Regions from separate parts of the Homo sapiens genome. Here region 2 is linked to region 1. Evidence: chromatin loops called from intact Hi-C (ENCODE). Cell type or tissue: A673. All regions are shown on one strand. Each heading gives the region's core, and the rest is flanking DNA. Links, peaks and the distances in the headings are about the cores only.

Evidence for each region. Peaks named below come from ENCODE experiments on the same cell type or tissue, not always from the same donor. Only the 100,000 strongest peaks of a DNase experiment are listed, where the experiment ranks them.
Region 2: a loop joins it to region 1, with 4 times the contacts of the local background. A loop is called at or near these places in 4 of 110 quality-filtered maps.

What each region holds. Positions count from the first base shown.
Region 1 is chr13:28,672,939-28,689,079 of GRCh38, reverse strand. POMP (proteasome maturation protein) reads right to left here. Exons shown (of 6, transcript NM_015932.6): 6 at 10,121-11,045. The coding sequence ends at 10,978. Among named protein-coding and RNA genes, the nearest start is that of POMP, 22 kb to the right of the region's middle. In A673, for the core only: a CTCF peak has its summit at 9,277 (motif pointing left); no DNase peak of the experiment used is centred there.
Region 2 is chr13:29,354,668-29,370,808 of GRCh38, reverse strand. It overlaps MTUS2 (microtubule associated scaffold protein 2), which reads right to left. Exons shown (of 16, transcript NM_001033602.4): 8 at 11,336-11,547. Among named protein-coding and RNA genes, the nearest start is that of MTUS2-AS2, 110 kb to the right of the region's middle. RefSeq lists a silencer at 7,563-7,857 and an enhancer at 7,673-7,892. In A673, for the core only: a CTCF peak has its summit at 7,607 (motif pointing right); a DNase peak (open chromatin) is centred at 7,638.

The DNA of each region.
Region 1 (16,141 bases), core at 4,380-12,379:
AGCAAAAGAAACTATCTTCAGAGTGAACAGGCAACCTACAGATTGGGAGAAAATTTTTACAATCTATCCATCTGACAAAGGGCTAATATCCAGAATCTACAAAGAATTTAAACAAATTTATAAGACAAAAACAAACAGCCTCATCAAAAAATGGGCAACGGATATGAACAGACACTTCTTAAAAGAAGATGTTTATGCAGCCAGCAAACTTATGAAAAAATGCTCATTATCACTGGTCATTAGAGAATGCAAATCAATACCACAATGAGATAGCATCTCACGCCAGTTAGAATGGTGATCATTAAAAAGTCAGGAAACAACAGGTGCTGGGGAGGATGTGGAGTAATAGGAACAATTTTACACTGTTGGGAGTGTAAATTAGTTCAACCATTGTGGAAGATAGTGTGGTGATTCCTCAAGGATCTAGAACTAGAAATACCATTTGACCTAGCAATCCCATTACTTGGTATATACCCAAAGGATTATAAATCATTCTACTATAAAGACACATGCACACGTATGTTTACTGCAGCACTGTTCACAATAGCAAAGTCTTGGAACCAACCCAAATGCCCATCAGTGATAGACTGGATAAAGAAAATGTGGCACATATACACCATGGAATATTATGCAGCCATAAAAAAGGATGAGTTCATGTTCTTTGCAGGGACATAGATGAAACTGGAAACCATCATTTTCAGCAAAGTTACACAAGAACAGAAAACCAAACACTGCATGTTCTCACTCATAAGTGAGAGTTGAACAATGAGAACACGTGGACACAGGGAGGGGAACATTACATGCTGGGGCCTGCTGGGGGGTGGGAGGGCTGGGGGAGGGATAGCATTAGGAGAAATACCTAATGTAAATGACGAGTTGATACTTAATGTAAATGTAAATACCTAATGTAAATGACCAACATGGCACATGTATACCTATGTAACAAACCTGCACATTGTGCACATGTACCCTAGAACTTAAAGTCTTATAATTCAAAAAAAAGAATTAGAAAAAAAAGATACAAAATCAGAGAATTAATTTAAAAAAATACACCAACCAAATATTTGATGTCTTCTAGAGCCTCACCTGACAGATAAGGACTCATAAACTCAAGGTAAAGGTGTGGAAAAAGATATTCCACACAAATGGCAATCAAAAGTGAGCAGGAGTAGCTACTCTTATATAAGACAAAACAGACTTTAAAGCAACCACAGTAAAAAAAGACAAATAAGGACATTATGTAATGATAAAAGAATCAGTCCAACAAGAAGACACTACAATCCTGGATTTATATTTACCTAACACTGGAACTCCCAGATTTATAAAACAATTCCTACTAGACCTAAGAGATGAGACAGACAGCAACACAATAATAGTGGGGGACTTAATACTCCACCGAAAGCACTAGAGAGATCATCAAGACAAAGCCAACAAAGAAACAACAGACTTAAACTATACCCTAGAACAAATGGACTTAACAGCTATTTACAGAACATTCTCAACAACTATAGAGTATACATTCTTCTCATAGGCACACGGAACATCCTCCAAGATAGACCATATAACAGGCCACAAAACAAGTCTCAATAAATTTAAGAAAATTGAAATTGTATCAAGTATCTTCTCAGATCAGAGTGGAATAAAACTGGAAATCAACTCCAAAACTATATAGATACATGGAAATTAAATAATCTGCTCTTGAATGATTTTTTGGTTAACAATGAAATCAAGTTGAAAATTTAAAAATTCTTTGAAATAAATGATAATAGTGACACAAGTTATCAAAACCTCTGGGATATAGCAAAAGCAGTGCTAAGAGGAAAACTCATAGCATTAAATACCTACATCAAAAAGTCTGAAAGAGAACAAACCGACAATCTAATGTCACACCTCAAGGAACTAGGGAAACAAGAACAAACTAAACCCAAAGCCAACAGAAGAAAAGAAATAACAAAGGTCAGGGCGGAACTAAATGAAATTGAAACAAAAAAAATACAAAAGATAAATGAAACAAAAAAGCTGATTCTTTAAAAAGATACACAAAATCGATAGATCATTAGTGAGATTAAGAAGAGAGAGGTCCAAATAAGCTCAATTAGAAATGAAACTGGAAATATTACAACTGACCTCTGAAATACAAATGATCATTCAAGGCTACTATGAACACCTTTATGTGCACAACCTAGAAAATCTAGAGGAAATGGATAAATTCCTGGAAACATATAACCCTCTTAGATCAAATCAGAAAGAAACAGAAGCCCTGAACATACCAATAACAAGCAGCAAAATGGAATCATTTATTTAAAAATTGCCAATGAAAAAAGTACACGACCAGATGGATTCATAGCTGAATTCTACTAGACATTCAAATTGGTACCAATCCTACTGAAACTATTCCAAATGATGAGAAAGAGGGAATCCTTCGTAAATCATTCTATGACACCAATATCACCCTAATACCAATAGCAGGGAAGGACATTTAAAAAAAAAGAAATCTACAAACCAATATCCCTGATGAACATAGATGCAAAAATCCTCAAACAAATACTAGCTAACTGAATCCAACAGCACATCCAAAAGATAATACATCATAATCAAGTGAGTTTCACTCCAGGGATGGTTTAACATACACAAGTCAATAAATGTGATACATCACATAAACAGAATTAAAAATAAAAATCATATCATCATCTCAATAGATGCAGAAAAAGCATTTGATAAAATCCAGCATCGCTTTAGGATAAAAACCCTTAACAAAATAGGCATAGAAGGGACTTACCTCAAAGTAATAAAAGCCATATATGGGAAACCCATAGCCAACTAGCCAACATCATTCTGATTGGGGAAAAGTTGAAAATATTCCTCCTGAGAACTGGAACAAGACAAGGATGCCCACTTTCACCATTTCTCCTCAACATAGTTCTAGAAGTTCTAGCCAGAGCAATTAGGCAAGAGGAAGAAATAAAGGGCATCCAATTTGGAAAAGAGGAAGTCGAACTGTCGCTATTCACTGATGATATGACTGTATACCTAGAAAACCCTAAAGACTCATCCAAAAGGCTCCTACGTCTGATAAATGAATTCAGTAAAGTCTCAGGTTACAAAATCAACATACACAAATCAGTAGCACTGATATACACCAACAATGACCATGCTGAGGATCAAATCAAGAACTCAATCCCTTTTATAAAAGCTGCAAAAAACAAACAAACAAACAACCTAGGACTCTACTTAACCAAGGAGGTGAAAGAGCTCTACAAGGAAAACCACAAAACACTGCGGAAAGAAATCACAGATGACACAAACAAATGGAAATATGACCCATGCTCATGGATGGGAAAAATCAGTATTGTGAAAATGACCATACCGCCCAAAGCAATCTACAGATTCAATGCAATTCCCATCAAAATACCATCATCATTTTTCACAGAACTAGAAAAAACAATCCTAAAATTCATATGGAACCAAAAAAGAGCCCACATGGCCAAAACAATATCAAGCAAACAGAACAAATCTGGAGGCATAAAGTTACCGGACTTCAAATTATACTGTCACAGGATCCTTAGGGTGTCGCTTTTCCAGCTGGAAGCCTCTGTGGCTGTGGCGCCTTTGCGGGAGTTTTGTTTGGGCCCACTGGGCTCATTCTGCCCACTCGGCCTGGCAGGCTGCGCTTGGCTTGTGCCACCAGCCCAGATCCCATTCCTGCCAAGGGCAAGCCAGGCACAGTGTGGCAAGGGGTGCGTGAGTGAGCGAGCACGGGGTCTGGCCACTGTGCACAGGCAGGCACACTGGCTGCTGTGGCGGGGCAGACAGCTCCAGGCACCCGCACAGGCACTGGCTCTGTGCGAGGCTGTGGCTGGACCAGGCATACCGCAAGTAGCTTCCACTGCAGGATCCAAGAAATGTGGTGGCATCTGGAAGCTTGGAGATGCCAGGAACCACAGGGTTCCAAAGAGGGTATCACAGCCCTGGCTCGGGGAGCTCTTAGGTCTGGGCTTCCCAGAGGGCCACAGCTCTTCTCTCCTTCTCCTTCTCACAACATGGCCAGTGGGTTGGGGGGTGTGTTTCAGCCCTGTTTGTGTTATAGATCTTTCAGTTCTGCCATTTGTCAGGTCCCAAGTTCTTGTTCCATGTCCAGAAAGAATGAGGTACGTGGACAACTGGCAGGTGAGCAAGGCAAAGAGGTGCTTTACTGAGTGACAGTACAGCTCTCAGGAAACACGAAGTGAGTAGCTCCTTTCCACGGGCAGGTCATCTGGATGAGTGCAGCTCTCAATGGAGAGGAGACCTGGAGTGGGTAGCCACTATCTGCAGGCAGGTTATCCCGATGTCTGTGCAGCCCTCAGCAGAGAGGAGATATAGAGTTGGTAGTTCCTATCCGCAGGCAGGTAGTCCCTACACCTCTGCAAGTCTGGCTGAACCCAGTGCTTTTCTGGGCTTCAGAAGGGAGAAAGTGTGTGCTGATTGGTCCATGGGCAGCCATGGGCCGGCCCAGAAAAAGCACCATTAAGTTCTTACTCCATCCAGGCTGCAGACTCCTCACAGAACTGACAGCCCAGCCCCCACGCTTCAGGCCATCCCTGACTTGAAGGTGTGGCTTCACTGGAGACACGCCCCTTTCTGCCCAGGAGCCTGTCTGCGTCCTGCTGCTGTAAGTCATGTCATCCATGGTGCCCAGGCTGTTTGTGCGGAGGGCCACCTGCAGGCCCATGCCAAGCCACCCTCAGCACCACCTTGGCCTCCCTCTCACGTTTGTCGGCACCCAAAGTCTGGAGGGGGCCTAGGTGGCAGGGGGGTGGGATGTCATTGCCACCCTGAGCATGCACACCCGGCCGAGTTGTGACAGTACCCAGGTTCAGCCTCAACTTTGCTCAGAAATTGGAGCAGGTGCCGGGAGCAGCAAGAGGCCAGGCAGCAGGAGCAGGCACTCCCAAGCCTGCAGGGGCGGGAGACCTGGAGTGGGTAGCTACTATCTGCAGGCAGATTTATGGAAGAACACATCACCTATGAAGTGACTATTTCAAAAATAATGAACCTGAACCTTATCAAGATTGTAGATTCAACTAGCAGTTTATAGGCAATACTAAGGAAAGAAAACAACATGTTAGACTATCACAAACAGGCAGACAGTGAAATCTAGACTGTGGGAAACTATAGAGCAACCAACTTGGTTTTTTCAACAACTAGCAAGACAAAGAAAAATGAGATGGAGGTGGAACCCATATATTTGGACAATTGGCACAATTTATATATGACACTTATTGGACCATTAGGAATTTGAACGATGGGTATTTGTCAGGAATTACTGTTAATAGTTTTATGGTTATGCTAGTGTTATAAACTGAAATATTTACACATGAGATGTCTAGAATTTCTTTTAAGGCAATATTGAGGGGAACAATGGGTGTAAAATATAGATGAAACATGATTATTATTGAAGACAGATGATGGGGACATGGGATTATGTTGTATTTTTCTACTTCTGGATATTTAAAAACTTCCATAGTAAAAAGTTTAAGAAGAACAAATGTGCACCACTCCTTGTGCCTTATCAGTTTCCTCCATCTTATCTTCTCTTAAATTTTATTTATTTATTTATTTATTTATTTATTTATTTTTTTGAGACGGAGTTTCACTCTTGTTGCCCAGGCTGGAGTGCAGTGGCGCAATCTAGGCTCACTGCAACCTCTGCCTCCCTCTGCTGTTTTGCTTCCTGGTTTCTTTCTTAGCCTGCTCCAGGTTCAAACAATTCTCCAGCCTCGGCCTCACAAGTAGCTGGGATTACAGTGCGCCACCATGCCCAGCTAATTTTGTATTTTTAGTAAAGACAGAGTTTCGCCATGTTGGTCAGGCTGGTCTTGAACTCCCGATCTGCCTGCCTCGACCTCCCAAAGTGCTGGGATTACAGGCGTGAGCCACCGTGCCCAGCCTCTCTTAAATTTTCATACCCTAGTGCCTACTTCAAAGCTACCACACAGAATGGAGCAAGAACCACCACTCCCGATCTCACTCTCGACTTGCTCATGCTGTGATGGGCAGAACATTGGTAGTGTTAGGGTCAGCAGTTGTTCCCCTTATGGCCAACATGGTATTTCTTTGGCCGTAATATCTATGATTATGATAACAAAAATATCTCAAATTATATTTGATACTCTGAAATAACAATGAAAAATGCTAAAATTAAATTTAACATTTTGACATCAGTCATTTTCAAATTGAAGTCCTGCTCAATAAAATGGTTAGGTTTAGGCCATCAAAAGGGTACTGTGTAGAAATAGACTCTAAAGCATTTAAGAAGAATCCATGAGTGCATAAGGACACTTGAGGAGAGGAAGAGAGATGTGGGGAAACTCTGCTTTACAACTTGTCAGCCAAAACAAGTAGAAAAAGAATGCCACGATTTTGTAGCCCTCTTTTGACCCCCATGACCATGTTATAAATGATTTGGGCAAAGATTTTCCATGGATACTAAAACCTCAGTGAAAAGTTCTTGGGGAACAGGATATACACAAGGTCTCAAATTATTGCTTCACAGACTACTTATTGATTACAAAAAGAAAACTGTACTTTTACAGTAAAGATCTCTGATAGCCATCACCCATTAACCAGGTGATCAAACTTGGCATCACCAGCAAGCGGGACACCCTGATATTGTATGACCCCTGATGAGCTGCAGTAAGAAGCAGACATCGCCACCGCTGTGGATGTCCTGCCAAAAATGTTTCTCCTGAATTTACTCACGAGGAAATAAGACAATATGTTAGAGACATGAAGGTTATATGGGTGCTTTTGTTATTATTCTTCTAGATTTTCTCTAATTTTGAAATTTTAAAAATACAAAAGTATTGAGTTAAAATCAATTCATCTCTCCAAAAGTGTGGCAAAAGTCAAAGCAGAATTCTACCTGATCCTCCACTGACCCAAAGCCATATCCTCCGTGACCTCTATTTTGTCACAGTGCTGAACAATATAACTTTTTCCTGTCTCCATTAAGCCAAGACATTGAAAAGCAGCAAAAAGCAAAGTACAGCTGACAAAACAGGTCTACTGGCTCCAGAAGTAACTTCCAAATCTGGAAGCAAATCCTAAACTTTCAAAACTTAATTTTTCATCTTTAAAGTTTTTAAAGTCGGCTGGGCACTGTGGCTCACACCTGTAATCCCAGCACTTTGGAAGGCAGAGGCGGGCGGATCATGAGGTTAGGAGTTAGAGACCAGCCTAACCAACATGGTGAAACCCCGTCTCTACTAAAAATACAAAAATTAGCCAGGCGTGGTGGCAGGTGCCTGTAATCCCAGCTGCTCAGGAGGCTGAGGCAGGAGAATCGCTTGAACCCGGGAGGCGGAGGTTGAGTGAGCCGAGATCACGCCACTGCACTCCAGCCTGGGCGACAGAGCGAGACTCTGTCTCAAAAAAAAAAAAAGTTTTAAAGTCCATTACACTTTTTCAACCTGAAAAAACAAAACAAACAAACAAAGACAGCCACTTGGGAGGCTGAGGCAGGAGAATCGCTTGAACCTGGGAGGTGGAGGTTGCAGTGAGCCAAGATTGTGCCACTGCACTCCAGCTTGGGCGACAGAGTGAAACTCTGTCTCAAAAAACAACAAACAAAAACAAAAACTAGTAGTATATTCTCATTCTTTAGGAATATTTAAAGATCTATAACATATTAAGTATAGGTTCTTAATGAAGCATTTCTTGTATATGAAGGAAATTGAATTTCAATTTTGAAGTCATGAGGAAAGTAAGTCCAACAAAGTGTCACAGCATTTTTTGTTTTATTGAAACAGCAGGTCAAAATTTGGTTAAATTTGACTCTGGCCACACTTCTGAAGAGATGAGTTGATTTTAACTTATATTTAACTTATATTTCATGTGTTTGAATAAACACATTTATCCAACTGTAGAATCCAATGAAAGAATTATATTTCACATAGTTCTTCCATTTTTCAAAAGCACTTGTTCAGATCGTTTTTCTCATTCTTGAATGTCTGCATTCAAAGAAATAACAAGCTGGGGGCATGGTGGCGTACACCTGTAGTCCCAGCCACTCAGGAAGGTAAGGCAGGAGGATCACTTGAGCCCAGGAGTTCGAGGCTTTGGTGAGCTATAATCATGCCTGTGAATACCCACTGCACTCCAGCCTGGGAAACATAGCAAGACCTCATCTCTAAAAAATAAAATAAACAAAGGAATAACACAATGTAGAAGAGCACTGAGATGTATTCCCTGTCCTCCAGAAAAAGGGATAACACCCATGGTAAAGGGCAAAATTAAGAAAAAGTAATAAGCCTGTTATTTACATTCTGTAGAGTGAAAAGTTGTGTTTAGTGCAAGAGCCATCCCGTGGTGTGCGTGTTCAATTATACACCAAATCCCCAACACTTCCAGATGGTAATAGCCACCAACTCCTTTGTTCTCATATATATTAAAAGGCTTAATATAAAATTAGATTGTGCCATTAGGTATGCTTTTTAGTATTAATAAATTTTAATCAAGGACTGTGATATCATGACTAGAAGCTTGGAATCTACAGCCCCATTCAACCAACCTCATCGTCTAGGAAGGGGAGAGGGATTGGAGAGTAAGTTCATAATTGATCATACCTACAAGATGAGGCTTCTATCAAAACCCCTGAACTTTCAGGTTGGTAAACACGTGGAGGTGTCCGGAGGGTGGTGTGCCAGGAGAGGGCATAGAAGCTCCTAGCACCTTCCCCCTTACCTTGCCCTATGCATCACCTCCATCTGGCTGTTCATCTGTAGCCCTTGCAATATCTTTTATAATAAATAGATAAATGTAAGTAAAGTGTTCCCCTGAGTTCTATGAGCTGCCCTAGCAAATTATGAAACCCAAGGAGAGGGAAAGTGGGAACCCCAATTTGCAACCAGTCGGTCAGAAGCACAGGTCACAACCTGGGAATTGCAATTGGCAATTGTCACTAACACAAAGGCAGAGCAAGCAAAGAAAGGGAATAAAGCATATAAAAGGTTCTCAACGTGGAGAGCTTTCAAAAAATATACTTCCTGGGATCCATTTCAGACTAGTCCTACTGGAATTTATGAGATTAAAATACTGACACTAAAATTTCTTCAAGATTCCCAGCTGATTCCTATAAGCATCCAGGGGTGAGGGCCACTGGTAACACAAAGGTTAAAAGAGGAGAGAGGAGGCAAAAAGACCATCAGAAAGTGTTATTTGTGATTACCAAGTTCTATATTAAAGCCTCACATTTTCCATTTAAACTACACTCTTAAACACAGTACCCTCTACTGGTCAGGAAGGGTTATCTATTATTCCTAGGTTTAAGGTACAGAAGAAATCTCCAACTTCCTTAATTAAGGAGAATATATGTAGAAGCAATTAGTGAATCTTTATTATTTCTACATTTTCTTATTATTTAAGTGTAAAGTGGGCTGGAGAACACTGTATTAGCAAAGACGATTCTAAACTTAATCTCAATAGGTAAGAGCAAGATATCTATTTTAAAAATGTGTAACGGGCCAGGTGCAGTGGCTCATGCCTGTAATCCCAGCACTTTGGGGAGGCCAAGGCAGGAGGATTACTAGAGGCCAGGAGTTCAAGACCAGTCTGGGCAATATATAGCGAAACTCCATTTCTATAAAAAAATAAAAAATTAGCCAGGTGTGGAGATGCACCCCTGTACTCCCAGCTACTTGGGAGGCTGAGGTGGGAGGATTGCTTGAGCCTGGGAAGTCTCAGCTGCAATGAACCATGATCTCGCCACTGTACTCCAGCCTGAGCAACAAAAGAAATTTTTTAAGTGTACTTGACTTTTCTCAAGGTTTGTCAACTTTAGCAACTACTGACATTTTGAACCAAATGATCTTGGTTGCAGAGTGCAAACTGTATGTAGATGGTTTTAGAATGTTCATAAGTAAGTTTTTTAAAGACATAGAATGCTACTGTACAAATATAAATTGTGAGTTTTAAATTCATTTCCCTTTAGTGTCTTCAACTAGTTACAAGACCATAAATTGATGCTGATGTTCCGTGCATTTTAGGATCTTTAGCTGTATTCCTGGCTTCTACCCACTAGATGCCAGTAGCAGCCCAACCCCAAAGTTGTAACTCCAAAAAGTCTCTAGACATTGCCAAATGTTTCAAATCAGTAATTTATCTAATCAAAGATGTTCCTAAGAAACTGATAATCAAAATATACTTTTAATTGTAAAAGATGATCCATTCACTAATGTTCTAAAAATGTAAATTTTTATATATCAACTTCATAAAGAATACCTTACAGTATCTTGTAATATATAAATTAAGAACAAGAAAAAATGAGTTTTACTTTTCTTTAACAGTGTTGCTTGGCAATATATTAATTACATATTAAGTCTATGAAGTAAAAGTTTAACCTACATCTACTGGTTGCTTTAATTTTTCACTTAAAGACCAGACCAAAATCAAAACCTTGGAACTTCTACTTTTCAACCTGAAATAATCAAACAATAACTATAATCCTAAAATAGCACTGACACAGTAAATATTATTCTTATGAGTGTTAATGGACGACACTGATATATCTCATATTGTAATCAATTTGAGAGTTGCCACTGAAATCAATTAAAAATGTTTATTCTGAAAGATGCTACTATAAAGTTTATAGACTCAAATGCTTATAATGCTTAATCAAAACTAAATTTACAAAAAAACCTAGAAACAGGTTGAATTGAAACCTGTAGATCATTTTATAATATTCATGAGCAACAACTTTTTTAAAGACAAAGGCTACTGTTTTAATATAAATTAAGAGCTTTAACATGATCTCCCTTTAGTGCTTTTAATTGTCACATGGCTGTAAACCAAAGACCCCTCCAAATTTTAAATGATCACTGATACTACTTGAGCAGAAATTCTCAGGTGTCAGTACTTTTAATGTTGTGTACATCAAATTACAGTACAAAGATGACTATAAACAAGATGCAGCCCTCGGTTTCCATGAACAGCACACTATTACAGTAAACCAAGTTTATATTCCACCATCAAGTGTGGCTCTCCCATGACTTCGCTTTGTGATGGATCTGAAAGCAAACAAAAACAAACATTTTAAAAGACTCTCAAAAAAGAGATACATTCAATGATTCTGCTTACATAAGAATCCAGAAGAGTCAAAACTAACCTAAAGTTATAGAAAACAAACCAGTGATTGCCTGGGGCTGGGGTGGGGTGACTGACTGAAAAGGGACCAAGGGAACTTTGTGAGGCAATGAAAACATTCTACTCCTCTGTTTAGGAGACCAGGTTCCATGTTAATTAAAACCCACAGAACTGTACACTTAAAAATAGGTGTACTTTATTGTATGTCAATAATATCTCAAAATAGTGGATTTAAAAAGAAAAAACAGATTGACAAAAGTTTTTTTTTCAAAGTTCTTAAGTTTTCTAGTGGCTTCCCACAGGACGGGAAACAATCTCTTAATTCACAAAAATGTTTTATCTGTATTGTCTTCTGACCTGTTGTATCCACACAAACGTAAGAATTCTTAAGAAAGAAAACCTTTAAAAATCATCACTTTTGTGTTTACAGATGAGTCAGACAAAAGCCTTATTTTAACTGTGATTATACACCTAAAAGAACTTTTAAAATTAATACCAAGCATAAGCTTCCTAAAGACAGAGACTTTTTCTTTGTCCTCTACTCAACATAGGACTAGAAACAGAATAAAAACCTAATGAACTAAATCGTAAAATCACTTTGTAAAAATGAATAACCCTGCACATAATAATGGTGGCTACCAAGAGGAACAGTTCAGTACAATGTGGATGTTTCCTCACTGGACCTCCTAAGAGACTGGAGATTAATAAACTGCTGTGTATATAAAAGGCACTCAAAACCTCAACTTAAAAAAAAAAAAGGCAATATTTTTGACTACATAGAAAGACACGCAGAACAGTCTGGAAGGACAGACTAAACCAAACTAAAACAGCCGGTAATTAGGGAACGAGAAAAATGGGATTGAGGGTCACTACAGCAAATCTGAGTTTCAATGGTAATATTTCAAATTTTTGCACAAAGAATATACTCATTTATGTAACTAAACTTTTCTCCACACCCTGCTTTTTAAAGCTTCTTTAATAAAATGCATTTATTAAATAAATCACTTGCACCAAAAGACAGCATATCATGTAAGCAAGGCACTGGTGGAGACGGGTTTTGCATCTGTTGTACCACAAGCTCGCCGTGAGACTCTGAGTGAGGACTGAGCCTCTGTGAGCTTCCATTTACTCATCTTCCAGTTAGGGGATTAGAGTACATGAAAGTCCCCTTCCAGCATTAAGAAAAAGTCTATTTTTGATTCTACTAGTGTCCTTATACGTCCTTCTTAATCTTGTAAAATGTACAGAATTAACTTGCCTAAGTACTTCACTGATAAGCAGGCAAAAAAGTCATCATCTCCAATACTGTCACAGTCTTTACACAGTATTTAGATTAACAAGCTACTCTCTGATTATAGACTTAACACTGTGTTTTGTGTCAAAGGTGATAAGAATGTGATCAACATGACCCTTAACTATGGATCAAGCCCCCTATCAGGTACTGGGAACACAACTGTTAACAAGAAAAAAATCTCCAGCTCTCCTGACACGTATATTTAAGTTGGACAAATAATAAATAAGAAAAATATCACATAAGTGTTATGTAAAGAATTAATATAAGGCAGGGTGACAGAGCGGGGATTACTTTAGATTAGGTAGTTGATATGGTTTGGATGTTTGTCCCCTCCAAATCTCATGTTGGAAATGTGATTCCCGGCCAGGCGCGGTGGCCCACGCTTGTAATCCCAGCACTTTGGAAGGCCGAGGTGGGCAGATCACGAGGTCAGGAGATCGAGACCATCCTGGCTAACACGGTGAAACCCCATCTCTAGTAAAAATACAAAAAATTAGCCAGGCGTGGTGGTGGGCGCCTGTAGTCCCAGCTACTCAGGAGTCTGAGGCAGGAGAATCGCTTGAACCCGGGAGGCAGAGCTTGCAGTGAGCAGAGATCGCGCCACTGCACTCCAGCCTGGGTGACAGAGAGAGAAAAAAAACAAAGCCATGTGATTCCCAGTGCGGAAGGTGGCCCTGTAGGGAGGTAACTGGACCACAGAGTTGAACACTTCATGGATGGTCTAGCACCACCCCCCGGATAAGTGAGTTCTTGTTCTGAGTTCACACAAGTTCTGGTTGTTTAAAGCTGTGTGGCAGCCCCCTCACTCTCTTGCTCCCTCTCGCCATATAATTCACTGGCCCCCCTTTGTCTTCTGCCACGATTGTAAGCTTCCTGAGGCCCTTACCAGAAGCAGATACCAGCACTATGCTTCCTGTACAGCCTGAGGAACCATATGCCAAAATAAATTTTCTTTACAAATTACCCAGCTTCAGGTATTTCTTTATAGCAATGCAAGAACAGACTAACAGTAGTTAACGGAGGACTCTCTGAGTAATATTTAGGTTGGGATCTGAAAAATGAGGGTAAACTATTTGAGGCAGAAAGGAACAGCTAATTCAGGTCCCTAAGGTGAAGCCCTAAGTTAACCGTATATTATGCAATAACAGTTCCCACAAGAAAAAAACTACCCCAAATACAGTGGTCTCACTGTAATCATCTACCAGGTGGATAAAAATCATCTACCTGGCCGGGCGTGATGGCTCACGCCTGTAATCCCAGCACTTTGGGAGGCTGAGGCGGGCAGACTACCGGAGGTCAGGAATTTGAGACCAGCTTGGCCAAGATGGTGAAACCCTGACTCTACTAAAATACAAAATTAGGCAGGTGTGGTCGTGGGCACCTGTAATCCCAGCTACCTGGGAGGCTGAGGCAGGAGAATTGCTTGAACCCAGGAGGTGGAGGTTACAGTAAGCCGAGATCGCGCCACTGCACTCCAGCCTGGGTGACAGAGCTAGACTCGTGTCTCCAAAACAAAAAAAATCTACCTAAACAGGTGATTTTTCCTAATAGCTACCTTAGAGAGACACAAGGAATGAATTTTAAAAGATGCCCACAAGATAGCAAGTGGCTTATTTTTTATTTTTTGAGATAGGGTTTCACTCTGTCGCCCAGGCTGGAGTACACTGGTGTGATCCCTGCTCACTGTGGCCTCAAATTCCTGGGCTCAAGTGATCCTCCTGCCTCAGCCTCCTGAGTACCTGGGACTACAGCTGCACACCACTATGCCCAATTAATTTAAAAAAAAAAAATTGTAGAGACAGGGTCTCATCTTACCCAGGCTGGTCTCAAACTCCTTGGCTAAACTGATCCTCCCACCTCTGCCTCCCAGAGTGCTGGGATTATGGATCTGAGCCACCACATCCAGCCAGCTAGTGACCTTTTTAAACATATAATTCCATCACATTACATCCTTACTTAAAACTGCTCAATGGCCTTTTTTTGCATTCTGAAGAAATTCTAAACTTCTTTTCATGGTCTGTAGGCCCTGATTCATCTGTTCCTTGCTGAGCTTTTTGATCTCAACCTTATTCTACTCTCTACTTTGCTCAAAACATGCCAGCCATATGGGCCTTCTTAAAGTGCTCTTATATATGCTGGGAGACAGTTCTCTATTGGTCTCTCCATTCTGCAAGCTGGGAGCAGAGACACTAAACTGCCTTTGTTCTAGGCTATCTTTCCAAAGCCGTTTCAGCCTCATAAGACAAAGCAGCACAGGACAGGCAGGTTTACTGCCAGTTATAAGGCTGAGGTGGCCTGAACATGGAGTTCCTCTCCTCTAACGTAACACACTCAATGTACAAGGCTTCACCTTACCCTCTTCTTAGCTGCCCCATAGGAAGTGGGGCTAAGGGAACCAAAAGAAATGCTGATACTCTGGCTACGCTATTGCTATGAATAAGAAACTGTCCTTTAGGAGTCTCTTGTCTTCTGCCAGCATCCATGAATTCATGGCAGGCTAACAAGTTAGCTTCAAAGTAGAGTAAGATCTCAAACCGTTCAGAGTTCTTCAGCTGTTCTCAGGTTACATACCCTGAACATACTCATCTCTTCTGTCTGAAATACTCTCCTTCTACTTCTAGGTCAATGATTTCATGTTTCTTTCAGAAATTCACTTCTGTGTTGTATTCCCAGAGGTATGTGCCCTCCCAACCCAAAAACATCCTTTTTATTCCTAGAATTATCAAATTGTATATTTGTGTTTATGTGTTTATCTCCCCCATTTGAAAGCACAGATATTTGTTTTGTTCACAGCTGTATATTCAGAGCCTAGCCCAGTGCCTGACACATATTTGACTGACTAGATAAATGCTCCTAAGTCCCTCTCCCTTTCTTTAAACAGAATTACAGAAGCAGATTTTTAAATGAATGCTTTTGTAACTAAAGACCTGAACTATCACCTTAGTAGTTTTAAATAAGGTCTAAGTTCAATGTAAAAGCTTAAGAATCCCAGCTTTTCCTGCATCCAAAATGCTCCCTCAGGGAAGATTCTGAAAGGAGGCTCACTAGACTTCTGTTATGTCCACAGCATTTCCTTACCGGACATCAGCAGCCAAGCAAAACTAATAAAACTTAATCCTGTTGGATATTTTTGTTTCTCCTGCACTGCTGGGGCATAACGAGCAGAGGCAGCATTGGACAGGATTGTATTTGTTTATCTTCCTCAGGACCAGAAAAAATAGAGGATGCTGCATATATTGTTCTTACTTAAATTCATTTACAATTATTCAGGGAATTTTATTAAAAATAACAGATTCGGCCGGGTGCAGTGGCTCACGCCTCTAATCCCAGCACTTTGGGAGGCCGAGGCGGGCAGATCACAAGGTCAGGAGTTCGAGACCAGCCTGGCCAACATGGTAAAACCCCGTCTCTACTAAAAATACAAAAATTAGCCGGGTGTGGTGATGGGTGCCTGTAATCCCAGCTACTTGGGAGGCTGAGGCAGGAGAATTGCTTGAACTCAGGAGGCGGAAGTTGCAGTGAGCTGAGATTGCGCCACTGCACTCCAGCCCGGGTAACAGCACAAGACTCCATCTTGAAAAAAAAAAAAAAAAAGACAGATTCCTCTTTCCTATTTATCACCTGTAGAAGTACAAAAATTACTTTTTTGGGGAGCTACTTTTTAAAGAAAGATTTATTTTCCAGTTGTTTAAAATGCTAGTCAAAAAACCCCAAAATCAAACTAAA
Region 2 (16,141 bases), core at 2,958-10,957, 680 kb before region 1:
CTATATATTCAAATTGGTTTTTATTTTGGTGGACAATATATAATTGGGTGTTATCTTAGTCCATTTTCTGATTCTATAACAGAATACCACAGACTGGGTAACCCATAAAGGAAGGAAGTTTATTTTGTTCACAGTCTGGAGGCTGGGAAGTCCAAGAGCATAGCACTGGCATCTGGTGTAGCTTATTCCATGGCAGAAGGGAGGATGGAAGGCAAAAGTGAATGCATGACACGGAGGGACAAGATAGGAGCCAAATATATCAAGAGTCCACTCCAGGATAATGCCATTAATCCCTTAATGAGGGTGTAGCCTAATCACTTCTTTCTTTCTTTCAAGAGACAGGGTCTCCAGCTATGTTGCCCAGGCTGGAGTGCAGAGGCTATTCACGGGTGCAATCATAGAGCACTATAGCCTTGCATCCTGGGCTCAAGTGATCCTCCTGCCTCAGCCTCCTGAGTAGCTGTGACTACAGATGCACACCACCACACCCAGCCGAATCACATCTTAAAGGCCCTACCTCCTAATACTGTTACAATGGCAATTAAGTTTCCAATACATCAACTTTTGGGGGACACATGCAAACCATAGCACGTTTTTTAAAAAACCATTTTCTCTCTCTCTTTTAGAGATGAGGTTTTGCCATGTTGCCCAGGCTGGTCTCAAACTCCTGGGCTCAAGCGATCCACCCACCTCAGCCTCCCAAAGTGCTGGGATTATAGGCATGAGCCACTATGCCTAGCCAGATCTCTATCTTTTAACTGGGGCTGTTTAGACCATTCACATTAAAAGTGATTATGGATATCTTTGAATTACTATTGACCATCTTTGTAATTATTTTCTATTTATTGCACTTGTTTGTTTCTTTTTTCCTTTCTTTTTCTTCCTCCTTCATGCTTTTAAAATAAATACAGAATTCTGACCCTGAGTTTTAACCTGAAACAAAAATTGGGGAAATATTATTGAAGAAGAATTTGAGAAATAATATCACCTCCTATCTATTTTGTCAGCATAATACTTATGATAAATCTTTGTTCTCAAGAGAATACTGTCGTGTAATAGAGTTTCACTATTTTGGATTTTAAATGTTTTTCTTTCTTCTCCTGGGAGGGCAGAAGTGATGTGTTTTTACTCTCTCCAGGGACTGGATCACAGGTATACACTTTTACTGTTAGGTTTGTGCCATATATAATTGCTTTTATGAATTACCTCATAGGCAAACTGCTTGCAGTGTACCACATAAATCTTATTCTTGCTGTTTTAGTGATTTGATGGTCAGGAATAAAATGAAAAATGAAAGGAGCTGAGCTGTGTGTTCTTAATTTCAAACCTCGTTTCAATCAGGTTTGTGGAATAGGCAGGACTGTAGTTGACACTTTAGGGAGCCAAAGGGAGGAGAGCGGCATTTGCTTTCTGTAAAACTCTCTGGAATTTAAGGTAATACTTGACATGAGTTCTTTTCTCCGGGCACAGATTTTCATTTCTAGACAATGTCCTGTAGATGGTGCCATTGCCACTCCTCACAGGGTAGAAGAACGGGCTTCTCTACGGGCTGAAACGAGGCAGAACTTTGCTAAATAAACCGTTTGATAATAGAGGAACCAGGAAAAGCTGGTTGTCCTTACCTCTTTACAGATACTCTTGCCAAACTGCCAAAGTCTAGGGTACTTCCTCATTCTGTAACCTTTTTTTTCCCGCTGCCTGGTACCTGGTATCTGTAACCTTTTCTTCTGCTGTCTGGTTCCTGGTATTGTAAATCACTCTCACCTGTCAGAGATGCCCCCTCCGTTTGGCTTCTGAGAGGTGGGATTCTCCCCTTTCCTGCAACCCCTCTCACCAGCTCCTCTCTCTCCTTGCCAGGCCTACTGCTCCTTACCTGGCCCCATGAAGGATGCACAGGCATTTCCCAAGATGCTGTCCCAGGTCAGCTTCCCTCCTCTGCATACACCCTCCTGTGAATCTCATCCCTTTCACATCACTGTATGTAAACCACCCCGAGCTTGCTTCTCTAGAGCCTCCCTTTTCTCTCCTGACATCTACACCTCTGCTTAATTCCCTCATGGAGATCTCAGCATTACCAAAGAGAAAGAGTCCCAGAAATCAACACAGGGGGCTGTACCAGCTCTGGAGGGATGCAGGATGGTAGGAAGCATAAAGTACATTATTTTTTTGAATTATTTTTTATGGATACATATTTATACCTATGTATGGGGTGTATCTGATATTTTGATACATGCATTGAATGTTTAATGATCCAATCAGGGAATTTAGGATATTCGTCACCTCAAACATTTATCATTTCTTTGTGGTGGAAATGTTTCAAATCTTCTCTTCTGGCTATTTTGAAATATAACAATATATTGTTGTTAATACAGTCACCCTACTATGCTATCAAACATTAGAACTGATTCTTTCTATCTAACTGTAAGCATTAACTAAATTAATGTAAAAGAAGCAGCAATTCAGAGCCACCTTGCACTTCCTGGAGAGGATGGGTGGGACACAGGGTACTGTGTCCCACCTGCTGTCCCAGGGGGTGGGACAGGTGATACATGGGTTAGAAGCAGATTCTGGGGCTGGGTGCAGTGGCTCACGCCCATAATACCAGCACTTTGGGAGGTCGAGGTGGGCAGATCACGAGGTCAGGAGATCGAGACCATCCTGGCTAACATGGTGAAACCCTGTCTCCACTAAAAATACAAAAAATTAGCCGGGTGCGGTGGCAGGCACCTGTAGTCCCAGCTACTTGGGAGGATGAGGCAGGAGAATGGTGTGAACCCGGAAGGTGGAGCTTGCAGAGAGCCGAGATAGCGCCACTGCCGTCCAGCCTGGGTGAAAGAGTGAGACTCCATCTCAAAAAAAAAAAAAAGAAGTAGATTCTAGGAGGAAAAAAAAGAAAAGCTACAGGTCCCTTGGCATTGCTTTATTTTTCCCTGGACTTGAGGGCTCATTGATGCATACAATGTACAGTTCCGGAGCAGATTTCTTCAAAGGAACCCATGACCCCTTTAAACATTTCTGAGCTGTATATGCACATAATTCCTAGGTTCTCAGCAGTTTGTGATTTCTGTGTGGGTGTTGCTGGGGCTGGGGTGGGGTGGGTTCATCCTTTATCGTCTGGGCATCTTGAATCCACTTAGTTGTCAGGTTCACAGCCTCAGGCTCTGTATCTGCCCTCTCCTTTCCATCGGGACCCCAGGTCCCCCTGACCCTTCTCACCTCTTGCCTGGATTTTTATTCCACTGGCAGAGATGTGCTTTCCCTACCTGGGGTTTTCTTGCTGCCATCCATCTCAAACTGCGTTAATCTTCCTAAAACACAGCGCTGCAGCTGCTGTCCAAAACTCAGGGCCTCCTGCCTGCCTCCACCAGTGCCTCCTCTCTTTTATTTAAGATTCAAGGCCCTGAACTCTTCAGCCTCATTCCCCACCATCATCATCACCAAAGCTTTAGGCAAATTAGACTCTTCACCTTCCACAGAGTGGTCCTGCCCTCTCCCCACACTGCACCGCTCTCTGCTCAAGTTCTTCCTGCTGTCCCGGAAGGCCCAATTCCTCCACCTTTGCCTGCTGAGGTCCTATGTGATCCTTGGCCCATTTCACAAGCCACGTTCCTCTCTCAAGGCGCCCCTACCCCAGGTACCCTGCCTGCTTGACAGGCTTCACAGTCCACTCTGTTGTCCATGATTTCAGTGAGCATCTCTTCCCAGAACTGGAACTCAGGGGCCGAGATGTGGTTTTCAAGTCATCCATTTACCAAGCGGATGGACCATAGACAGAATGATTAGGATGGACCATTCCCTATCTTTGGAATTGGAGATGATTCAGAGTGTGTGTGTATTAAGGAGGAGGCAGAGGGATGCAGACACAGGGAGGGAGGCTCACATCACAAACTGCTACAGGAGATGAGGTGCTGGTTTTAGGCCCACATAAGAAGGTACTCCAAGAGCCACCAGGTCTCTTAACTCCTGCTAGAAACCAGACGCCAAAGGAACCAAGGAGAGGGCTCAGCCTTGACAGGCAACTACTGGAGGGCTATCTCTCTCCCTGTCTCTCTTTGCACTTGGTGGTGTCCCCAAGGAATAATATGCTAGAAACAGACTCATGATTCAGATGCTCCACAAAGGTTTGTTATTTAAATGATTTTTCCCAAAGAGAATAATCTAACTTATATTTTCAAAACCGTGATGGTCCCATACCAGGTATGCTTAGAGTGGGCCGCAGGGATCAATAGGCATACTCTACCCCCTGAGGAAGGGCAGAGCACTTTCTGGTGCTTAAGTGTCATGCTCTACCAACTGAGCTAGCGGGCGATGATTTTCTGGTATTTAAATGATAACGCTTGATATGGTTTGGCTGTGTCCCCACCCAAATCTCATCTTGAATTGTAGCTTCCACAATTCCCACATGTTATGGGAGGGACCTGGTGGGAGGTAACTGAATCATGGGGGTGGGTCTTTCCCATGCCATTCTTGTGATAGTAAGTCTCACAAGATCTGATGGTTTTATAAAGGGGAGTTTCCCTGCACAAGTTCTCTTCTCTTCTCTGCCGCCATGTGAGATGTGCCTTTCACCTTCTGCCATGATTGTGAGGCCTTCCCAGCCACGTGGAACTGTGAGTTCATTAAACCTCTTTCTTTTGTAAATTGCCCAGTCTCAAGTATGTCTTTGTCAGCAGTATGAAAACGGACTAATAGAACAACCCACAGAGTCAGAGGCACTGAATTAAATCACAGAGCCTGGGCCTGACAGCCCCTTCATTATAGTCTTGTCCTTGAAACTGGACCCTTAGTAACTCCATTTTATAGAAAAACTGAGGTCTAGGAAAGTGAATAAACTCATCTCTCGCAGGGAAGAGGTTCTGGGGCTGAGAAAACCATATCTCCTCTTGTTAGAGAGTCATGATTTTTGAATATTGTCTTTCCTTTGACTTGTGTTTAGTTGGAGGGGAGTTTACAGCATTTATTTTCAAATAAGTCGCCAGTGACATTTAAGTGAAGAATTGGTATCTGCCAGAGGCCATGGGTCTAGAAAGGTTGAGTGGGATGGCCAGGTGACATTCCATACCTCATCTGCTCTGTGGCCTCTCTGGCTACAGGAAGGCTATGCTGAATTCTGTATCCCAGAATATCTTAAAGGCACGCACTTTTACTACAGACCAGGTTTAACCAACTGCCCACCAGGATCTGGGGAAAACCTCAGGCCTCTTCTGCAAAGCAGCAGCTGAAATTCACCTTTCTTCTCCCATGGCACCTATCTGCCTTCAAAAAAGTGACATTTAATTACACACACACACACACACAAACCCAAACAAAAAAACGTATTGATGACAAAGCATAAGTGAGATGAGCTGAATGGGGCAATTAGTTTTCACCTTGGTCAGGTATCTGTTCTCATCTTATTGCACCTTATTGTGAAATGTATATTATCATCAATAGAGGTGGGTTTTATCAGGCTTCAGTATCAAGGATCTTCCATGAATGTTGAGAAGACTTCGCTATTCTGAGTTTCATTTTCCACTGACCATGATGTTTTGCACAACTGACACCACAGGCCAAGGGTTCTTATTACTTCAAAGAGCTGCTTGGCATATCTGGAGGATTCTGTCCCTTGATATTGGGAATATTTTGATGTTTGGGGGTTGTGCTAAAAACTTCCTTTAGCTGAAGTCCTATGAGTAAAAGCATACAGACGCTCATGGTTCTTTTATCAAAGCACTGTGGGGGCACTTATTTTTGTGACACATAATATTCTTTCAGAACAACAACCATAGGAACCATTAATTTACCTTGAATTTACCACTTCACTAGCACTCTCTACTGTGTTATGTGCTGAATAGCTGTCAGAAATGCCACCTTAAGTGCTCACATTTTCTTTAAGCCTTTGGTTATTCAAGATAAAATTAAGGGAAGAGAAGATAATCGCAGAGCATCGTTTATAAGTGGGAGAGGCACAAAACACTATGTTTAAATGACCATGTTTTGGATTTAGGAAGCAACAAAGAGCTTGATGTTTTCAATTCTGATAAGGTATAATTACTGCTCTGAGAGCTCCACTCAGTGGGAAAATCTCTGAAATGTGAAGTCCTTTGGCTGGTGGACGTAATAGCTTCTCTACTGCTTTAGCTCAAGGGCAACATTCATTCTGATGAATCCCTGAATTTAAAATCTGAATGCATTAAACAGATAAAGCTAGCAAGCCTTTATTTTCCAAAGGGGTTCTACTGCTGTCTCTTCTCTCCTGCCCTTTAACAGACACCCTGTCCTGACCCATGAATCAACCAGGTGTTATGGAGCACTCAAGGTGAGCTGGGGCCAGCTTCACTATGAGGAGTTTGCAATCCATGCTAGAGCAATCACTGCACTTTTAAAAACAGTTCCCCAGGGCCTAAATCTCTATTCAGAAGTCATTAACTAATTTACCAAGGGCTTAAAGATATGCAGGGAGCGGGGGCACTCTGCAGACAGCAGGCATCGGGTGTTCTCGTCCCAATACGCTCTTCCTTCCTCTTTGCTCACCCCACATTCTGCTCCTCTCTCCATCCTGCTCTTCCAAGACTCCTTCCCATTATCAAGGATGAGGCTTCCACTTGAGCACATAGTATTTTTTTTATGGCAACAGCTTAAACCATTAGGTCATTTTCTGTGTGTTTAACTTTTAGATTATTGTTTCACCTGTTTTGCAATTGTGCGTTTCCCCCCTTAATACATAAAAAGCACCTTGATGATTGTGAAGAGAGGGAGAAGTAGCATCATAATATAGTGGAAAAACATGAGTGTTGGGTGTGGCCTGGCCTGTATTTGTATCTTGGCTCCATCACTTTCTAATTATGTTGTCTTCAGAGGACTATGCAATCTCCCCAAACCTCAGTTTCCCCAGGCATCACATGAGGATGATATCTACAACAGCTATGGTTGTTGTGAGGGTTAAAATAATGCCTGTTAAGTGCCCAGGACATAGTAGATGGTCAATAAATAAGAGCTCTATTGTTAAAGTTCTGCCTCTTACTTTTTTGAATCCTCCCTACCTACCCACCCCATATGGTAGAGACAGAGTTGCTAAAGATTGTCTACTAATATATGTGAACTGAAGGTGAAAGGTTGAAGTTCAAATATACAAAATATATAAAAAATATACATACCCCTAACTAACAACAACAAGACACAGATAAAGCAAATATGGCAGAATGTTAATAAATGTTAAATATGGATTATGGGGTATCTGGGTTTTATTCTTTCCACTATTCTATATTAAATTTTTTTTGTGATAAAAGGTAAAATAATAAAAGCCTTAAAATATATACACACTCTGAGAAGAAGGAGGTTGGTGAATTATTAATTTTTTAGTAAGTTTAGAAAGTCCAAAAATGCTTGACATATTCATTTTGAGGTCTTTTATGCCTAAACTATTTAATAACATGTAAAAAAATTCAAAACCATCATCTACAATCACATTCATAAAGTTAACAAAGAAGACAAGAATAGATATGAAAAATACTGAATAAGTATAATAAATCTTATTAAAAGTAACATGAAAATCCATGTACCCTCAGGTAATGTGTATAAAACTCCATGCTGCAGGGTGAGGACCATCCTGTGGACTGTTTCATGGGAGAGCCACCAGGGGATGCTAAAGAGTAGCATTACGGGGAACCACACAGCAAAAGCACCATCACACCATTCAACCTGACCCTAAGGAGCGCGAGTCCGTCCCTGAGAGTCACACTCATTACTACACCACTTGGGGGTCTGGGAGCATGGATACAGCAGATCTGTTTGGCCCGTGGTGAGGAACATACCTTGCTGCAGGGGCAGAGCTGCCTGCAACCAGCACAAGTGTGAGGCTGCTGTTGGCACCTAAGTGTGGCATCTTAGAATCCCTGGACGCTGGGCTGAGGCTGTGTTAGAGCTGACAACTTTCACAGCTACTCTGCCAGGAGCTATAAAGCATGGGGCAGAAAAGGGAGATTCTTATCTGGGCTTCTAATTCTTTTTCTCTAGTGGTGAGGCTTACTTCCAACACATATTTAAATTAATGGCATCAGCATATTCAGGTAAAAATATATAGCAGCAACTGAAGAGCTATACTAGAAAATTATTTTCATTTTCATTTTAAAAAATGTATTTTGAGATGGAGTCTCCCTCTGTCACCAAGGCTGGAGTGCAGTGGAGCAATCTCGGTTCACTGCAACCTCCGTCTCCTGGGTTCAAGCAATACTCCTGCCTCAGCCTCCCAAGTAGTTGGGATCACAGGCACGTGCCACCACACTCGGCTAATTTTTTTAATTTTTTTTATTTTTGGTAGAGATGGGGTTTCACCATGTTGGCCAGGCTGCTCGAGCCTGGCCACTGAAAATTATTTTCTTAAATTATTTTTAAAGTACATTCCAGGCCAAGCTCTTCAAGGGCTTTGACTGTGTTTTCACCTTCTCCCACTTGAGAGTAAAATCCTTGAGGTAGATCCTGACAGATTTCTTTGTACTCAGAAAAGAATGTTTGATTGAATATTTGTTAAAAAAGTGCCTTTGCCAGCTGGGCATGGTGGCTCATGCCTGTAATCACAGTGCTTTAGGAGGCTGAGGCAGGAGGATCACTTGAGGCCAGGAGTTTGAGACCAGCCTAGAAAACATAGTGAGACCCATCTCTATAAAGCATCTTTGCACATTAATTCACTACATTCTCACAATGACTTTGTGAAGAGTTATTATGAATTCTATTTTAAATGGAGAAAACTGAGATTCAAAGTTAATGACTCAGCCAGGGGGAAAGAGAACAAGGACAGGGATGTTATTCCTACAGTGATGATGACGAAGTGCACAGAGGCAGGAACTTGCTCAAGGTCTCACCACTGGATAGGGGCAGAGATGGAACTGACTCTGGGTTAGCACTGCGTCCTCTCTCCACCAGAGCATGCTGTGCAGATAAATATGCTACAGTGTACAAAAGATACACGTGCATTCCTTACAGGATGGAATTCTGGCAGGGCCTTCTAACTGGTAGAACAAAGAGATCATGCATTTTCAGGCTATACAGGTCATGCTTCCTCAAAGCTGGCATGCTTGGCTCAGACAAGATCTCATTCACAATAATAATGCATGGGTTTCTCACAAGGGTGACATGGGGTACCTTGGGTTCTCCTGACCTGGTAACTTCAAAGGGCTCCATTGTTGAAGGTTTCAGGGCTGCTTTGCCTCTATTTTCCCAGGTTCTCCACCCCATGTCACACCTCCTGGTCTAATTCAGTATTACTAGCAAATTCTCAAATCCATCACCTTAAACTACATGGCATGCATGACGGCCTGCATAAAAGCCACTGATTATGTTCAATTAGGACTTTAACTTTTTAAAAAAAAAACATTTTATCTTCTGTTTTTTCTTCTGGCATTTATCTGGAGAGAAAGATAGCGTAGAGATCAGAAAGACAGAGAAAAAAATACATTGTGTGGGAGGTGAAATGCCACGGTCATTTTTGAAGCCCATTTGGAGTTACTGGTTGTGATTTACTGAAAAGAAAATGAAATTCATGTCCACCATCCATCTTGCTGAAATGTCATGCCAAGTGTAGCTGTAGTAGCAGAGAGGTCCAGTGGAGATGCCTGCAAATCACCTGCCAGCCGCTGTTGGTCTCTGGTTTGAGAGCCACATGCATGCTACAGAGAAGTAAAACTCCTGGTCTGCAGGCCAACAAGGAATTTTCCTGGAACATGGAAGTGCATAACTACAGGGAACTGACCCCTAATTTTGGCAGTTACTCTCTCCCCTGCCATGATCCCAAAAGTGGGGCCTAAAAGTTCCAACTTCTAAAACACGGAACATATTATCAATATATTATATCAATATCTATTGCTTTGTCCATCATATGAAACCTTTATCAAGGGCTTGTTCTGACTCTTTGGATGATGTCTGGAAGGCAGAGTCCCAGAGCAGGCAGTGTGACTAAAACAGGGTCACTGAACTTCAAGGAACAGCCCTGTTTTCCTCTTTAGGTACAACTTGACAGTCAGTGGGAAATACGACGAATCACCTTCCCTAATTACAAAAATGCTCATCTTGACCATGGCCAGTCAGGCCTCTTGGGCTCCTTGAAGACGTGTTTGTAACTTTAATTCTTACGGGGGGGGGGGGGTGTTCGGCTACTTTATGCAAGCTTACCAGATCACGTCATGCATCGTGACTAGACCAGAAAGGAAGGTATGAAATTCACATTGGCCATTTTCTGCTGGGGTTAAAATTCTGGTTGGGGAGGAGGCTGAAACTATTGGTAAAATGGAAATTTCAGGGCTGTCTACTCATCTTGTCATTTAATACCACAACAGATTGATAAATGGCTCTTTCTGTTGAAAGCTTTAAACAAACAAAAATAATAACAACAAAAAAGAGCAGCTCAGGCTTCTATACTGGAGTAGAGGGGAAGGTGAAGGATGTCATAAAAGGCCAAAAAGGAGCTGCCAGGGGACATGGAGCCACTTCACATTCTTCTGCTTTTCTTTTCAAATTGACCAGATATTTCGTTAATTCACTTTCTTATTTGGAGAGCATTTATACAGCACTTTTACTTCCTCCCATGTATAGATACCAGGAGGTCCATATGTGCATCTCAAAAATGTGCACTTATGTTTATGCTTTTTCTCCCCCAAGCACACCTTGGTGACTTCAAGGTGGAGAACAAATGCAGTGGGACACTAGGCTCCCACCTCTGTTCCCTGGGGAAAGGCTGGGATGCTTATCTGCTCCATGGTTAATAACAGATTCAGTATACACACACAGATCCAGACATTTGCAGAGGAGAAACCAACCTCCCTGCATTTTCAGAAAAATTGAGGGCACAAGGAGAATCCGAACCTCACCCCATGCTGCTCTGGGAACTGTGAGCATGGCCTTGAGAAGAGTCCCAGGCCAAGCACATTCCATTGCCCATCAACAGCCGACGTGAACGGTACTGGGGCCCTGTCTCCCTTTGTTGTGATGTGAGCAGTAATGTCGGAAAGTGACCATCTCCCCTCGAAAATGCAAACTACCACACGCTCCATTTCCTGCAAAGATCCCACCTTCAAAAATGTTCCTGTATATCCTTTCCTTTCATTTTTTACATAATTTCGTATTTTGGAATGAAGATTATTAATGATCCTTCCCAGACGTATTTCTTTCACACCTAAGGATAAACGTGGCTCCCCAAAGATGATGGGATGCCTCAGGAGATTCTGCCTGAACTCCTGAAAATCCAAACTCCACTCTGATCAAAACTCAAACCCAAAACAGCAACATACACAAACAACCGTCACCATCACCACACTCTCCTCCAACCAAAATGCCCTTGGACCTTCACGAAATGGGGCCTCACCTTTCTAAAGAAATGCTGCGTGGCCACGGCGAGGGCATCAAAGCCGCAGATGGCCCTCTTCAGCTCCCCTTGCGCAACGCCCAGCTGTCTGGTCTGCTGCTCACACCGCTCCTTCAGCCGCAGCACCAGCTGCCGCTCAGCCTCACGGGCCTGCGGGTCCGGCTTGGGCGGAAACCCATTTCGAGCTGCCGCAGTCCTCTGCTTTGGGTATCCTGTGAGAAAGAAAACCAAACCCCGGTCACCTGTGAAAAAACACTCAGTACACATGTGACAACGGCTTCTTATTACACAAGGAGTTCTTCAAGTGGTAGAGAAGAAATTGCCCACGGTTTGTCATTTTTAAGGATTGAAAAGAAAAAACAGTCAGGGACTAAAATTATTGTTCCATTAATGTGGTTGTTAAGTGCAAGGTTTCGTGCTTGGAAAAAGGATAACAGACAAAATTGCCAAATTCCTTCCAGCTTCCGACACTTCTTCTAGGCTTGCTTGGAGAGAGAGAAGCTTTTTTTTTTTTTTTCTTAAAGGAGATTACTCTTTGACAATGTCTAATGGGAAATTAATCAATCAATCCAGATAGAAGTCAGACTTATAATCGTCTAGCAACCTTTTAATTGGGCACCAGAGAATAACACCTCGATGCCCCTTTCTTCGCCGTAGAGGCTGCTCTAGTGACCCTTTTCTTCAATGTCACGTCCAAGTCACAGCCCTGGCTACCGCTGCTCTAGCAACTCCTGACTTTAAATTCCTATAGCACCAATGTATTGTGAGGTCTCCTGCAACACATCCCTCCAATGTGACTTGACGCCTCCTCCATGGCTAAAGGTGTAGTCTGAGCCGCCATCCCCTCTCACTCTCTGATGGGAAGCCCTGCTTCCTCTCTTCCTTCACTACGCCACAGCCAGAATGACCTTTGCACACGTGAGGCACGTCATCACTTGTGTGAACCCCTCTGCTCACTTTCTCTCACGATGAATAGGAAGTCCACACACCTTACCATGGCCGGCAAAGCCCTCTGTGACTTGGCTCCTGCCAGGTGAATGTGAGGGGCTGTGGGGCCACAGAAGACGGGGCAAGGAGCTCTGCCTGGGGTTGAGGACAGGGTTTTGGGCATTAAGGAGAGGTGATTTTTAGGTTGAAGCTCAAAAAAGAAAAGGCAAGGTCCCCCAAAATAGCACAGAGGAAAGCACTCCACCACAGTCCAAGACCCGTGCATGGGCAGGCGTCTTCCTCTGGTCCCTCTGTAGGAGGCACAGACAGACCTGGGATGTGCAGGCGGTCGGAGAACCCCTGCTATTGACAATGGGCTTACATCTCAAAGGCACGTTCTTTCCTTCACTCTAGTAGATTACACTCCTAGAGGACATGACACAGACACTGACCAGCACAATCATAAATCCACTAATATTTCAAATGTTTTCTTCCTCTTCTGTTTTCCTCTCCGAGATACCAGGGAGCAACATATAAAACAAACCAGAAAATGGTAGCCCCTTCAGTACCTGGTGTACTGAGACAATGCAGAGTAATGGGTTTGTGAACGTGCAAGTGGCCTCATCTTTTAAGGGGAAAGTGGTTAATTGACCTAAATGCTTCTAGTGGTTAAGGGTAACCATGCTAATTTTAATTAATTCCTTCTCCTCCTAAAAAGTCATCAGAGATTGCCATGTAACCTCACATATGGCATATCGTAAATTATTCTGACTTAATGGAATAGGAGAATGTGAAATCACTGCTTCATAGAAACTGTGTTTATGATAGCAGAATACATAATATTCCAGAAAACTCACTTGCTTGTTGTAGGCAAATCAACCTGAATATGTACTTTATCTCAACATTCTCAGTGCTGAAAACAAAACAAATATGACTACCAACTAAACATCATCAAGAAAAGGTGAGAGATTTTATTGCCTGCATTAAACTCTAAGACACAGCCTAAGACCAAAGATAGATATTTTTTTCCCCACAATTGCTGTTTTCCATTTTATTGCTGTGGCTCGTGATTTTATAAAACACTTCAGTGCTTTAATTAATTTGTTGAGGTACCAGGTGCCTGACACTGTTACAATAGAAGGCACTTCTTTTAGAAATCTAAAGGAAATAATAAAACAATTTCCAGCTCAGTGAATTAGAGCTAATTGTAACCTATGGTACAGAGAGTCACCTCTGAGCTTGTGGACGTTAGCAGGCGCTCACACTGTCACGCATTTTTGGCTGTTAGATTTATTTCTGGGGAGGATAGCTCCTAAGAACTACCACCTTTAATAACAATAATAATAATATCATCATCATCATCATCATCATCATGTTAGAAATTATACTCAATGGTAAATGGAGAATATAAAAGGATTCAGTGAAATTCTATTCTTGGCACTTACTTTGATATTGGTGTCATTATTATATTGCTTTTACTCACCTATTCAAAATTCCAGTGTTCTACTGAACAACAGTGCAAAAAGCTCACCTCTTCTTCTGGGGCCAGCGAACAACCCGCATTCTGAGCTAAGACAGAGGCTCCTCTGACAACACCCACTTTTGGGATCAACACACCAAGTGAAAGTTTAGCCGCTCTGTGACACCAAACTACCTTGTGAAACCAATCCTGGTTCAGGACTGGTGGCACTCAATCACTGTCAGAGCACAGATCAAGGCTCCGGCACCAGTGCTAAGACTTTAGGAAGAAAAAGCTGAGAAACAAAGTTGGTTGTAGAGTTCTCTATTGCTTTAAGTTGAAAAGGGTCCTGCCATTCTCTAAACATATCCAGCGTGACTTTGCCTAGGACTAATAATCATCGTACTGTCACTGGCAGTCTTTTGTCTTCGCTAAAAACAGTATTCTTTCTCGTGCTGTCAATCTTTGTTACTACTTCTATAGCTGATTCCCTGATGTACTGTCTGTCACCCCCTTTCCTGTCCACCCACATGTCATACCGTCCCCAGGGTGAAACAAAAAGATCGCAGCTCAGGCTCACTGCCACCTTGGGGACAGAGAGCTTATGTTGAACGAAGATCACTGACATGGCCAGCTTCAGCTGTTTCAGAACAGGTGTTTGCTTCTCATTTTTCTCTCAAGAGCTGGCAGACAGTGAAGCTAGAATGCACATCTGCTTAGGAAGTACCAGGTTTGTATCGGATAATTAGATGGCCAACTTCTGGAGGGTGGTGGTCACAGACAGCTCACAGGGCACATGGTGGGTCTGGGATGAGAAGTGGTGTTGGTGTGGTGGTGACCCACTCCTGACCTCTTTCCCATCATATTTCTCAGGAAGAGCCACCATGCAGGCTTTAAAGGAGGGGCATGTCATGTTCCCCCATGACACTTTTAGATGTAGGAGTGTTTTGTCATCACCTCCTTCCCCACTGCTTGAAGTATTTCTATTGTTTCTGGGGTGGTCTAAGGTTCAAAGCAGCAAAGCAGGCAGGCATGCCACTGACCTCACCATGCAGGCAGCCAGAACCTACTTAGACTCTTTCCAAAGAAGCAACACTCTGGTCCCCTACAATGTCTTTCTGATTTCCACCCAGCTGAACTAGGAAATGGATATTAGTGAATAGAGGCCTTCAACACAGGGCTTATCAATGGATTCAGAATCTTTAAATGAAGGGAAAATAGAGTAGAATTGCCAATTTCTTACTGACTGGCCCTAGTACACTACCGAACTGTTAATGAGCTTTATCTCCAATGTACTTCCTTTTCTGTGTGAAATATACAAGCAGAAATACCTAGATTAGTGTTTCGTCATGACCTACACACAAAGCTGATTTCACATGCATGCTTCATGTCATGTGGTTTTTGGCGACAAAAACATTTGACACCTTCTATTCAGCACATACTCTGTGAATAAGACTGTGCAAGGCACAGTGGGAAATGATAAGAAATACAGCCAGTCCTTGCCCTCAGGCAATCCATTGTCCTGTAGGAGCCTGGCCAGGCCTGGCTGTTGGTCTTCTGACCACCTTGCCCAGGGCTCTTACCAATTAAGCACATTGCTGAACCACTCTACAACATCTCTAACAGATCTCGCTGGTTTGGGTGCATACTCTAAATCTAGAACACCCTCCTGCCATCTAAATGTTACCCCAATCATAATCTCTTTGTAGCTGGTCCTACTGGCTACATAACTCTGGTTAGGAGAAGATAGAATCCATGCTGATCTCAGTGGCAGCTGGCAACTGTGAGGTCTCCAGGGAGAAGCTGGTGACCTTCTACAGCACAAAGGTGGATGCAAACAGTTTGCGTGCAAAGGCTAGGCGTTGCGTGCAAAGGCTGAGCACTGGAGAGGACACGGCCCTTGAAAATGGAAAGAAAATATTAAAAATTCATCGGCAGCCATCCAGTCCCTATCCAGAGGATTGTAATGGATGAAAAAGCTTGGTTTAATTTTAAAGCTGGAAAGCTTAACTGACACAATAACAAATAGTGCAGCACGGGAACCTCAATATTTATAACATCAGAGATGGCCCATGACCTTCACACCATAGATAAGAAGGCAAAGAATTATAGGACAGAACTTTGATAGCTTCCCACTTAAAGACAAAGCAGTTCACGGGTTTGGTCAGCATCGTGACAGACAGCAGGACACTCTAGGGAGTCCCTGCGCTGAGTTCTTCATGGACTTGGACAGGCTTTATTTTTATCAAACCAATCTAAATTTATTTCAAAAAATTTTGCCCAGTGGCCCACTATTTTCCTACTTAGTACTGGCAATGGCTTGGCTGGGGTGAGCTGGTGGTGGGGAGAAGCTGAGCAGATGGCTTGTGGGTGGGGATTTCCTTCCAGCTGGTCTTAAGTACAGGTCGGGGCAGAAATTA